Linked DNA regions of Homo sapiens: region 2 is linked to region 1. A link is a contact called in ENCODE Hi-C or POLR2A ChIA-PET data. All regions are on one chromosome and are shown on one strand. Each heading gives the region's core, a stretch centred on a gene start or an enhancer-like site at or near the end of the contact. The rest is flanking DNA. Distances are from core to core; before and after follow the strand shown. Region 1 overlaps CACNA2D2 (calcium voltage-gated channel auxiliary subunit alpha2delta 2). Region 2 holds the start of MAPKAPK3 (MAPK activated protein kinase 3).

Region 1 (4,899 bases), core at 758-3,257:
AAGGACGCAGGGTTGGGCAGCAGGAAAAGTTGGGCTGTGAGGCATTCTCAAGCCTGAGCCAATTCCACAGACAGCCCTGGAGGTGGGCTGGCCCATCAGAGCTGTCCCCATTGAGGCCAAGGGACCAGGCCTCTGTGCACCCCCACTCCACCTCTGTGACCACAGGCAGTGGAGCCACATCTGCTCGGGGTACAGCCTGGGGAGGGACTCGGATGAGAGGAGTCAGCAGGCAACACCCTTGGCAGTGAGGGGATGAGGGCCTCGTGCCGAAGGGGTAATCTGGGTGATGCAGCCCAGCATCCACATCATGAGACTTGTGCAGCTTGGACCCAGGTTCTGGTTATGCCTCTTGCCAGCGCTGAGGCCTCGGGTGAGTCACAAGAACTCTCTGAACCCAGTATCCCACCTGCAAAATGGACCATTGCCACGCCTCCACCTCCTGGGGTTGGTTAGGAGTGGGGTCTGAGGTGGGCTCTGAGACACAGTGTGAGCTTGAAGGGTGCACCTGTGGGACAGGGCCAGGTTCCAGTCACCATCCAGGTGGGAACTAGGGGGCCTCTCAGCAGGCTCCCCATCCTCTCACTGGACAGGCCCCTGGCAGCCAGGTTTGAGGAAATGGGAGACATGGGCTAAGTCTGTACCATCGATAAAACCCATGGAAGTTGTCCAAGCACTTGGTCAAGGGGCCAGGGATGAAAATAGTGGAGGGGCATGCAGAGGGTATCTGCTCAGCCTGCTCAGTGGGTTAATTAGCGTGGATGGAGGTAGGCTGGGTTCAGGGGCCTGAACTTCAGGATGACTGGTAGTGTTCAACAAAGTGTCAGGCAGCCTGGGGAGGGGCCTTAAAACAGCCCCTGGGCCGTGCGTGTTGACTCATGCCTGTAATCCCAGCACTTTGGGAGGCCGAGGTGGGCAGATCACCTGAGGTCAGGAGTTCAAGACCAGCCTGGCCAATATGGTGAAACCCATCTTTACTAAAAATACAAAAAATTAGCTGGGCATGGTGGCGCACACCTGTAATCCCAGGTACTCGGGAGGCTGAGGCAGGGGAATCGCTTGAACCCAGGGGGCAGAGGTTGCAATGAGCCGAGATCGCGCCATTGCACTCCAGCCTGGGCAACAAAAGTGAAACTCCGTCTCAAAAAAAAACAGCCCCTGGTGGGAGGGATAAAAGTGATGATGGCAGAGGCAGGGTGGCTGTCCATGGAGGGGGCACTAAGGGCCATTGGGGTGGATGAGGAGCCCCTACAGAGGTCATGGACTGGTCACTTTTGAGGCCTCTGTAGGCACAGTGGTTTTGTACACACCACAAATGAGTCCTCATTTCCAAGGGCCCCATGTAGGCGGGGAGACAGCTCAGAGGCAGGTCCCATGTCCAGGACTGGCACAGGGTCAGAGCCCCTGGGTCTTGTTGGCTAAGGACACCCGTGACATCGGCCAGTGTGGCTGGTGCGGTGGGGTGTGACGTCGGCGGGCGTCTTGCGGATGTGACTGTGGGCAGGGAGGGGAGGCCTGCCGATGGGAAGGGAAGGCTCTGAGTCAGGCATGCGCGCAGCAGGCCTGCCTTTTACAAACGATCATCAGCCTCAGTGTTCCAACAGCCTCTTTCACTCTGTAAAAGCCTTTTCTTTGGAAAAATAAAAGAAGATTGGAGGCAAGTACAATATTTGGCTGTGGCGGCTGCTAATTTGGCGCTGAATGTCACCTCCGCCTTTCTCTTCTCTGATGCCAAGTGCTCCTTTCCTGGCTCTGGTGGGCGAGAGCAGGGTGATGGGGGTGCAGGGCGGGCTCCAGAGCCTCTTAAGATTCGAGATTCATTTCCTTAAACACACATTGTCTCACTCCAATTTCACGTCCGAGCAGTTCTGGCGAGGAATTAGCAGCTCCTGGGAGAGAGTGGCGGGTTCTGTTTACACGGGGCGGGGGCAGGGTAGGGGAGGCGGTGCGGGGGTAGGTGGGGCTTGGGGCCCATTTGCACAGGAAGCCCACACAGGAACTGGGTCAGGGACTGCCTCACCTGACCCGAGGGCCCTCAAAGGGAGCCAGGCCGATCCGCTGTCAAAAGAATGTGTGAATCCTGCCCCATTTTAGATGTCCTGTGTGCATGGAAGGTGGGGCTGTATAGTGATTTTGGGGGCAAATCAAGAATATTGGGCTTTCAGGTTGGCCTAAGTCTCCACTGAGAGGACTGGTTGAGACCTGGGGGCCACCTTTAGCTTGCCCCCTTCTGTGGCTTGGGGCTCACAAACTCTGGAGGCTGCAGTTTGCTTTGAGTCAGGCTCCATGGACCCCTCCTCACATGGAGCCTCACCTCCCACTATGTCCCCTCCACAGCCCTTGTGAGCTTGGGTGGTGACAGTCCTGTCATTGTGTGGGAGAAGCAGCTCCACTTCATGGGTGAAGCCCCAGAACCCAGCCCTAGGTCTCTCTCCCACCTACTCAGTCCCTAGGGCCCGGGCTGAATGCCTGTGTCTCTGATGGGGAGTGTGGTGGGCAGTCCTGGGAGTACAGGCTCCCCCCGCCCCAGGCCACCCTCTCTTCATGGCCTCAAGGTCATTCTGAGTGTGGTGTGGCGGAGGCATCACAGGGCCACGCTTTAAGACCCTTCTTAATGGTGTCCTTTCAGGCTGACACTATTTTCATCCCTGGCCTTGATTTGGGCCTTCTTGGCTGGGCTTGTTTTTGTATGGCTTCTGAGGCTGGGTCTGCCCTTTTATGCCCTTTCTGCCTTCCCCATGCCTAAAATCCACAGTCACCCCCTAGTCCCAACCACTACCCCTGAGGAATCTCAGCAGGGCTGCGCAGCCATGGAGGTGGCATCAGGGTTGAGCCTAAGGAGTGCTATGGAGGGTGGCCCATCCCCCAGCTCTCCTGGGCGACTGCTCATGCATCACCTCCTAGAGGGGAGACCTGCTAATTTGTCAGCCCATTAGCTGGGCACGAGCAGCATATGGACCCAATTCCTGCTACCCTCTTCCTGCCCACCTCTGATAGCATCATCAGGGCTCATGGTGAGGTCCTAGGTCCAGGGTTGGATCACAGGGGTGGGGGGCTGCCATCTTGCTCCGAGGCTGAGCCCCTCAATGAGGCAGCCGAGGGTTTGTTCCTCTCTTGGCTTCAACGAATCTACCTTAGGAGTTCAGTGATGAAGCCTCTCTAAGCCACTGGCTAAGAAGGGCCCTGCTTTTAGGAAACTGGGCTTTATTTTTAGTGTTCAGAGAAAGATAATTTTTTCTCGCCCACCATCAGCAGGAAGATCAGTCGTTTTCGTGATGTTTCCAGATCCTCTTGTCTGTGGGATGGGGGTGGGCAGGAAGGATCCCTTGCCTGAGGGCTTCGCTGCGGCTCTCCCCCACATGCAGGAGGGAATCTGTGCCTCAGACTGTCTCTGTTGCAGCCTGCGCCATCAATGGGGTGTTCTCAGGGTCTGTGGGGGTAGTGGCTAGAAGCGGGCACCAGCACAGTGTGGGTGGCCTGGCTCTAGGGATGTGACCAGTGCAGGGCTCTAGTCCCTCTGAAATGGTGGGCAGAAGGGCAGGGACTGGTCTGCTTGAGGGTACCCTGGGCCTGTGCACACACACAGATGTTCCCTGAGACCTACTGTGTGCTGTACTTGAGCACAGGAGCTCAGGGCTGAGCTCAGGAACACATGCACCTTACTTTGTTCATTGCGAGCCTTCCCCCAACATGCGCCATAAACCTGGGCATATACACACCAGGATACATATGTGCATCGACACACAGGCACCAGGATATGTGAGTACCTGGAGACATACACTGGGTCATGTGCTTGGGCCTGAGGTGCCCATGGAAGCACCATCACGCTTCCTATGTGCTCACCAGTGAACATTCCTACATACATGTACAGATACACTCAGGCACACACTGGCTTCTGCATCATCTGGGTTTATGGCAGGAGATAAATTTGCAGTTTAGGAACCCTAAACCTCCCAGCATTGTAAACTCAAAGAGCTTGATAGCCAGAGCTTCCAGTCACGTTGATGACTCCACAAAGCGTAATACTATATGGGAGAGGGTTTCCCAGCCTCCTTTGCAGGGCAACCCTGCAGAGCAGAACATACCCAGGCCTAACTGGTAAAGGGGCCTGTCCAGGGAATGCCTGCCCTGTGCCAGGGAGGAGCCACATGGTTGCCACCTAGGAGCTTCAGCCTAGGGCATCTCCAGCATTCCCTAAGGGCCCTAGGGTAGGGGGAAGTGATAGCAACTCAGAGGGCTCAAGGCCCTGGGGGAGGCTAGGTTTTGTTCATGGAGGGGACGGGTAGTCCAGAGGCCAGGTTGAGGATATGGCTGGTCTGACTCTTAGCCTGTTCTGGGGCCTAAAAAGGAGGGCTCCCTGCTTAGACCTCTGTGGGGCACTTAGAAGAGCGTACCTGAGCCCTGATCCAGTCAGGGTGTGGCATTCTGGATGTGACCTTGGTTGGATTCTGGAAGAGGTCAGAGTTCCCCAGGCTCTGTGGTGACTGGGGCAGGGAGAGGCCTGGGGTGTGGAGTTCTGGGCAAGCAGGCAGGGAGGCTGCCAGCTCAGGGTGCAGGCAGGAAACCTGGAGGGGCTCATGTATGCTCAAAGACACTGGAGGAGCAGTGACTGAGCAGGACCAACTCAGGCCACTTGCCCCAGTCACGCCCTGCAGGCCCCAGGGGCGGACTGAGTGAGCCTCTGTTGAGGGGTCTCCTAGCAGGCCCAGTGGTATGGGAGGGACATGGGGCAGGGGGGAACCTAGCTCCCAGTTCTCTCCCTCCTAAGGAGGAAGTAGAGCTGCCTTACATAATCAGGGCAATTTGTTCCGCTCTTGTCCTCCTGGCGTCATTGCCCTCACCGCCTCCTTGCTCAGGGAGCCCTTGACAGAGCTAGAAGTGCAGGCCTCCCTCCTTCCTGCT
Region 2 (5,229 bases), core at 1,991-4,490, 170 kb before region 1:
CCAGGGAGGCAGAAAGACACAGAGCCCACGACTGTTGCCTAGGCTGAGCTGGGGCAACTGCGGGGAGAGGGCTAGGCAGATGCAAGGAGAGGACTGTGATCCATCATGAGCTGGCTAAGCTCCCTGGGCCCAGGCCTGCCCATGTACTGAGGTCCCCAGGTCCTGGTCTTCCTGGGCAATGGGCAGAAGCTATAAGTGGGGAGATGTCACCTTCCTCCTCGTGGCCACAGCTACCACTCACAAGACAGGTAAAATAACTGTACCAGAGGTTGTGCTTAGCCCAATATTGGGAGATAGTAAATGCCTGCTTAGCTGGGTAAGGACTTCTAGGCTTGGTCACTAGTGATACTAAGAACAGGAAGGTCCTGGAGTGGGAGCCACATCTAATCCATGTCCCCTTTGAGGGCCAATTTAGGGCCAGATCCTGAAGGTCCCAAGCTAGTAGCCTTAGCCATGCTCACCCATAAAGGGGTACAGAGGGAAATCCACTCCAGGCCTGACCCAATTCCCAGTCCAGAACAAGGAGAGCACTGATGAGGTGCTGTGGAAGTTCTTGCAGTCAGAAGTTACCCCAAGTCACTCATCAGACATAGCATCTATGGGGAAGGGGTTAAGTCCAGTCTTACTTAAAGCTGGCACTGTGTGGGCCTACAAATTCTGGTCTCCCACCCCATCCCTGACTCACCCACAGCATCTGGACACCACAGGGGCTGGTCAGAGCTCAGTCTTGGCCCACAGGGTCAAAGCCTTGGTATTAAGAAGTGGGTCTCTGGCCTCAATCCCTCACCCACCCAGCCTGCCCTCAATCCTAGCACAGGTGGAAGGTTAAATAGTGCCCAGAGGGGGATGAAAACTCTCATTCCTCATCCTCTTACCCCCGTCTGCCCTCAGAAGAGCCACTTTTTCCCTAAAAGACTCAGAGAATCCCATTCCTGATACTCTGAAAAGCTCCCCGACCCCATTCGACTGCTGGGTTAGTGGGCAAAGAAGCTATACCTGGGGCCCAGCCCCACCAGCCCAACCCTGATCCTCTCCTAGACCCACCCGCATGTTCCCCTCCAAGGTACTCCGGGGAGACAACCTCCTCTGTTGGCCCTAGTGGTCCTGGGAAAGACACAGAGAGCTGGGTCCAGCTCCCTGCTCAGATGCTTTAAGACCTTGTGCCTTAAATAAGTCCTGTAACCTCTCCAGACCTGTATCAGGTCCTGTACCAAGTGCTTTAAATGTATAATCTCATTTCATGTTCACAACAACTCCTTATCTTTCCCCATGAATAGATGCAGAAACCTGGCTTCCAGAGTCTAGGATATCATCCAAGGTCATGAAACTGGCAAACACAGGATAGCTATTAGCCATATCTAGAGGACTCTGCACTTGGACTCATAATTAAAACTTGTGTAAAGGCCGGGCACGGTGGCTCACGCCTGTAATCCCAGCACTTTGGGAGGCCAAGGCAGGCAGATCACGAGGTCAAGAGATCGAGACCATCCTGGCCAACATGGTGAAACCCTGTCTCTACTAAAAATACAAAAAATTAGCTGGGCGTGGTGGCGCACGCCTGTAGTCCCAGCTACTCAGGAGGCTGAGGCAGTAAAATCGCTTGAACCTGGGAGGTGGAGGTTGCAGTGAGCTGAGATTGTGCCACTGCACTCCAGCCTGGCGACAGAGTGAGACTCTGCCTCAAAAAAAAAAAATCTTTTGTAAAATGAGAAGGGCCTTTGCTGTACTTCTAGCCTCCAGGAGCCACTATCCCTGCCATGCTCTACCCATCCATTGGCACAAGCTACAAATGAGTAAAGACCCCAGAGATGACAGATTCAAGGGATTCTGGGTATGGGGTGTGGCCCTAGGCCCAGAACTGTATGCCTTAAGCTGGAACCAGGTACCCGCCCCCAGCATCCCCCTGACCCCCACCATGCCACCTATATCAGCATGCCAGGTCTCCAGGGAGCCTATAGTCTGAGGTGGCTAGATGGCTGGCCCGCCCTCTGCCCAGGAACCAGGGGTGGGTTGGCCCAGGGCCTGTCCCTTTCAACACGGGACCAGCGACTCGTCAGGAGTCTATCAGCAGCCTCCTGAGGCTCCACAGGTGCAGTGGGCATCAGCCTTGTCCTCTGGCCAGCCCTGGGAGGCTCACACCACTCCAGCCCAGACAGGCAGGGGCCACAGGGAAGAAGCAGTCCCACCCAAGCCTTGGTGGGGTCTCAGCTTCCAGCAAAGGGAAACAGATCCATTCCAGTCAGAGGAGCTTCACATGGAAGGGGCAGCCAAGCTGAACAAGAGATCCCCTTTGGGCCTGAACACATGGGTCCAGCCAGAATCCCAGAGTCAGGAGTCACCCCTTCCCTGCTTCCGGATACAGCATCTCTAGCCATAGTGACTCCACCCCTTGCTCACTGGGACACTCAAAGCTTAGCTAGGCTACGCCTCAGTTTCCCCATCTGTGAAGTAGGGAGGACCACAAGCCTGACCTTACAGGACAGTATGACGATGAAACATGTTGCTGAGCATAGGAAGCTTAGCAGGGGCGCTAGACATAGCTTCACTCACAGGCTTCCGCTGTGGACCCTCCAGGATACCCCAGGCCTCAGTGAGGGCTCACTGACCTTCAGGGCACACTTCTGTCCAGTGCGCCGATGGAAGCACTCCAGCACTTTGCCGTTCACACCCAGGCCCAGCACCTGCTTGGACAACTGGTAGTCGTCGGTCACTGCGTACTTCTTGGGCTCCCGCCGCCCCCCCGGAGCACCGCCCAAGCCGGGTCCGCCGGGTGCAACTGGCGGGGGCACAGGGCCCCCCTGCTCCTCTGCTGTTTCACCATCCATGGCCCCCGCGGGGCGCTCAGAGGCGGCCCCAGCCTGGCGCTTCTAGTGGCACCTGGGGGAAAGGGGAAGAGTGAGTCCCGCCCAGACTTTTCCAACACACCCCAGCCTTGGAGCCTCTGAACTGGGCTGGGCTGCGAGCCCGGGGCAAGCTGGGAGTGCGGGACGAACGGCCTGAGAGTACAGACGTGCAGCAAGGGGCGGTGGTCGCGCGGCGGGGTACAAGCGAGCACCGCCCGGGCACGTGTCAAGAAGGGAAGGGGCCGGGCGCCTAATGGCCGCGAGGTCCCCGGAGGAGGCCGCAGAGGGGGCCCAGCGAGGGCGTACCTGGCGGCAACGCACCTTGCTGAGGTACCGGCGAGGGGCAGGAGAGGCGGTCGCGGGAGCTGGCGGCCGCAGAAATCCCAGGGCCGAGAGTCGCGCTGCCGGCGCCCACGTGACCTCCCCCCCCTCCCCACCCCCCCCTCCCCCACTCCCCCACTCCACCCCCCGCTCCCTGCGCGTCATCCCAACTTGGGGCCCCGCTAGGTCAGCCTTAAAGGGCCAGGCGGGCCCCGGCTGGGTCCCGCCCCCGAGCCGGAACAAAATAGGAGGCGTGGCTTCCCGAGGGGGCGGTTACTTCCTCGGTTTCCAGGGACACCCAGGGAGGCCCCTGTACTGGCAGTCCGCTACTGTGCGGGTCCCGGGTTTTACTCGCAACCTAGAACGTGACAGCGCAGGACGTCTTATTTCTCTTGAAAGCTCTCCTTGAGTCGGGTGTTTGCTCTGCACGCTGCCAGGTGGCCCTCCAGTATGGCTTGCTAGGCTTCCGACTTGCCTAGTGTTGGCCAACCCTCAGCGTACTCAACTTTTTAAACATGCCGAGGGAGGTGGCATCTTGTCGTTGTTGAATTCGCCACTCTTTAGTCTCTGGTGGCTCTGGGAGTCTCCAGCACTGGCGACTGCCCCCTTTTTGCAGCTCCCGCTTATGCCCTTGACTCGCTGCTTCCCTTTGGTATATACAGCATCCTGGGGACCAGAAATCCCGAGTTGCCATTTGATCAGATCCGCCAACATTTCACCTTATGGTTTGGGCTTTTGGCGTCGTGTTTAAAAAGTCTCTGTCTCCCATCCGAGTGACAGATATTCTCCATTAGCTTTCTAGTTTTGCCTTGCACATATAAGTCTCTGTTAAGCCCATCTTAGACTACCTTACGTATTTTGAGCCAGTTTTCCCAACACCGGCTGTTAAGCAACTCTCATTTCACAGATGAGGAAACTGGGACCCCTGGGGAGAAAACAACTTGTCTAGAGCCATAGGGAGGGTGGCTGTGGCTGTCTTCTGGGACAGATCTGAACTACTTGCGCACATCACATCACTCCCCCAATCCGGAAGCTGAGGGACCTGAGCGAGCTGGCTCACTTGGAACTGGGAAGGTGCGGCTCAGCGCAGGGGCTCTGCATGGGCCTCTGCTGTCATCTACAGGCCATCTACAGGACTGCAGGTACCAGGACCTCGGTTCCACTCAGAGGCGTCTTCCAGCCATCCTACTCTTGGCTCCGGAATTTAGGCCCAGTGAGCGCCTCCCCCTCAGCCCCTCTGGTTAACACACGCACACTCACGGACCCCTGGGCTGCATGTGCAGGCTCATCAGAGAAGTAGCTCTTGGAAAGATGATCTTCTGTCAATGAATGAGTGAATGAGTGACTGAAAGGGTGCTACAACTTATTAGTGGGTACCCACTGTGTGCAGATGTTGAGTGGAGATGGGGTTGGGGCTCTGCCCCTATTTCTTTCAGGCAACCTTCAAGCTAGCAGTGTTCAGTGAAGCAGGAGGCTCCAGACAATAGCCTCAGCTGGCCATAGTGAACACTTCTTGCAGACCAGATGCTGGGAATGTGCTCTCCCTGCAACCCCCTGACCTTACAGAGCCTAGAGGAGGTCACACTATCCCTTCTGCCCCACACTACAGACACACAGGACAGAAAAGCCCAGAGAGGTTAAGTGACCTGTCTGAGGTCAGCAGCTGTCATGACAGAGCCCCCATTCCAACTCCAAAGCACAACCTCAGGGCTGGGCTCTTATCCTCAAACCATGGCCTCCTCTCCTAGTCCTTTCTGGCTCCTCACACAGCCACATGTGCAAACATACTCTCACACATGTACACATGCAGTCACACCTTTACACATGTGCACACACATGCATATAACACGTATAAACACACATGCATATAACACACATGCACACAGATACACATGCACATGTGCACACACACATGCATTTATGCCCAGCTGGACCCAGGATTGATGTCCCTGAGCCCAACCTGAGAATCTGATTCAAGATCTCAGAGCCTCTTTGAAAGCCCTATGATCTGGAATCTTCTACTGCTGGGGGGAGCCAAAGAAGGCTCTCTGCTCTCTGAAGGCAA

The links. A loop is a pair of places that touch in the nucleus more often than their neighbours do. ChIA-PET counts read pairs that join two places held with the same protein, here RNA polymerase II (POLR2A). Pooled maps may share reads with other maps.
Region 2: a map of naive thymus-derived CD4-positive, alpha-beta T cell shows a loop between it and region 1 (4-fold over the local background). The contact joins the promoter of MAPKAPK3 here to the enhancer-like site in region 1. A Hi-C loop is called at or near these places in 1 of 168 maps with a recorded cell type or tissue (naive thymus-derived CD4-positive, alpha-beta T cell) and 7 of 50 pooled maps. POLR2A ChIA-PET finds 5 or more read pairs at or near these places in 2 of 52 experiments (both activated naive CD4-positive, alpha-beta T cell).

Annotation. Positions count from the first base shown.
Region 1 is chr3:50,447,384-50,452,282 of GRCh38, reverse strand. All of the region lies in intron 2 of CACNA2D2 (calcium voltage-gated channel auxiliary subunit alpha2delta 2), which reads left to right. Among named protein-coding and RNA genes, the nearest start is that of CACNA2D2, 54 kb to the left of the region's middle. RefSeq lists an enhancer at 4,832-4,899. Within about 2 kb of position 2,007, at least 22 of the 41 ENCODE cell types and tissues checked have a DNase peak (open chromatin) inside an H3K27ac peak, as active enhancers do.
Region 2 is chr3:50,615,162-50,620,390 of GRCh38, reverse strand. It overlaps MAPKAPK3 (MAPK activated protein kinase 3), which reads right to left and starts at 3,240. Exons shown (of 11, transcript NM_001243925.2): 1 at 3,150-3,240; 2 at 2,607-2,877. The coding sequence starts at 2,825. RefSeq lists enhancers at 1,614-2,566, 2,567-3,520, 4,388-4,477 and silencers at 2,787-2,936, 3,187-3,236, 3,247-3,296.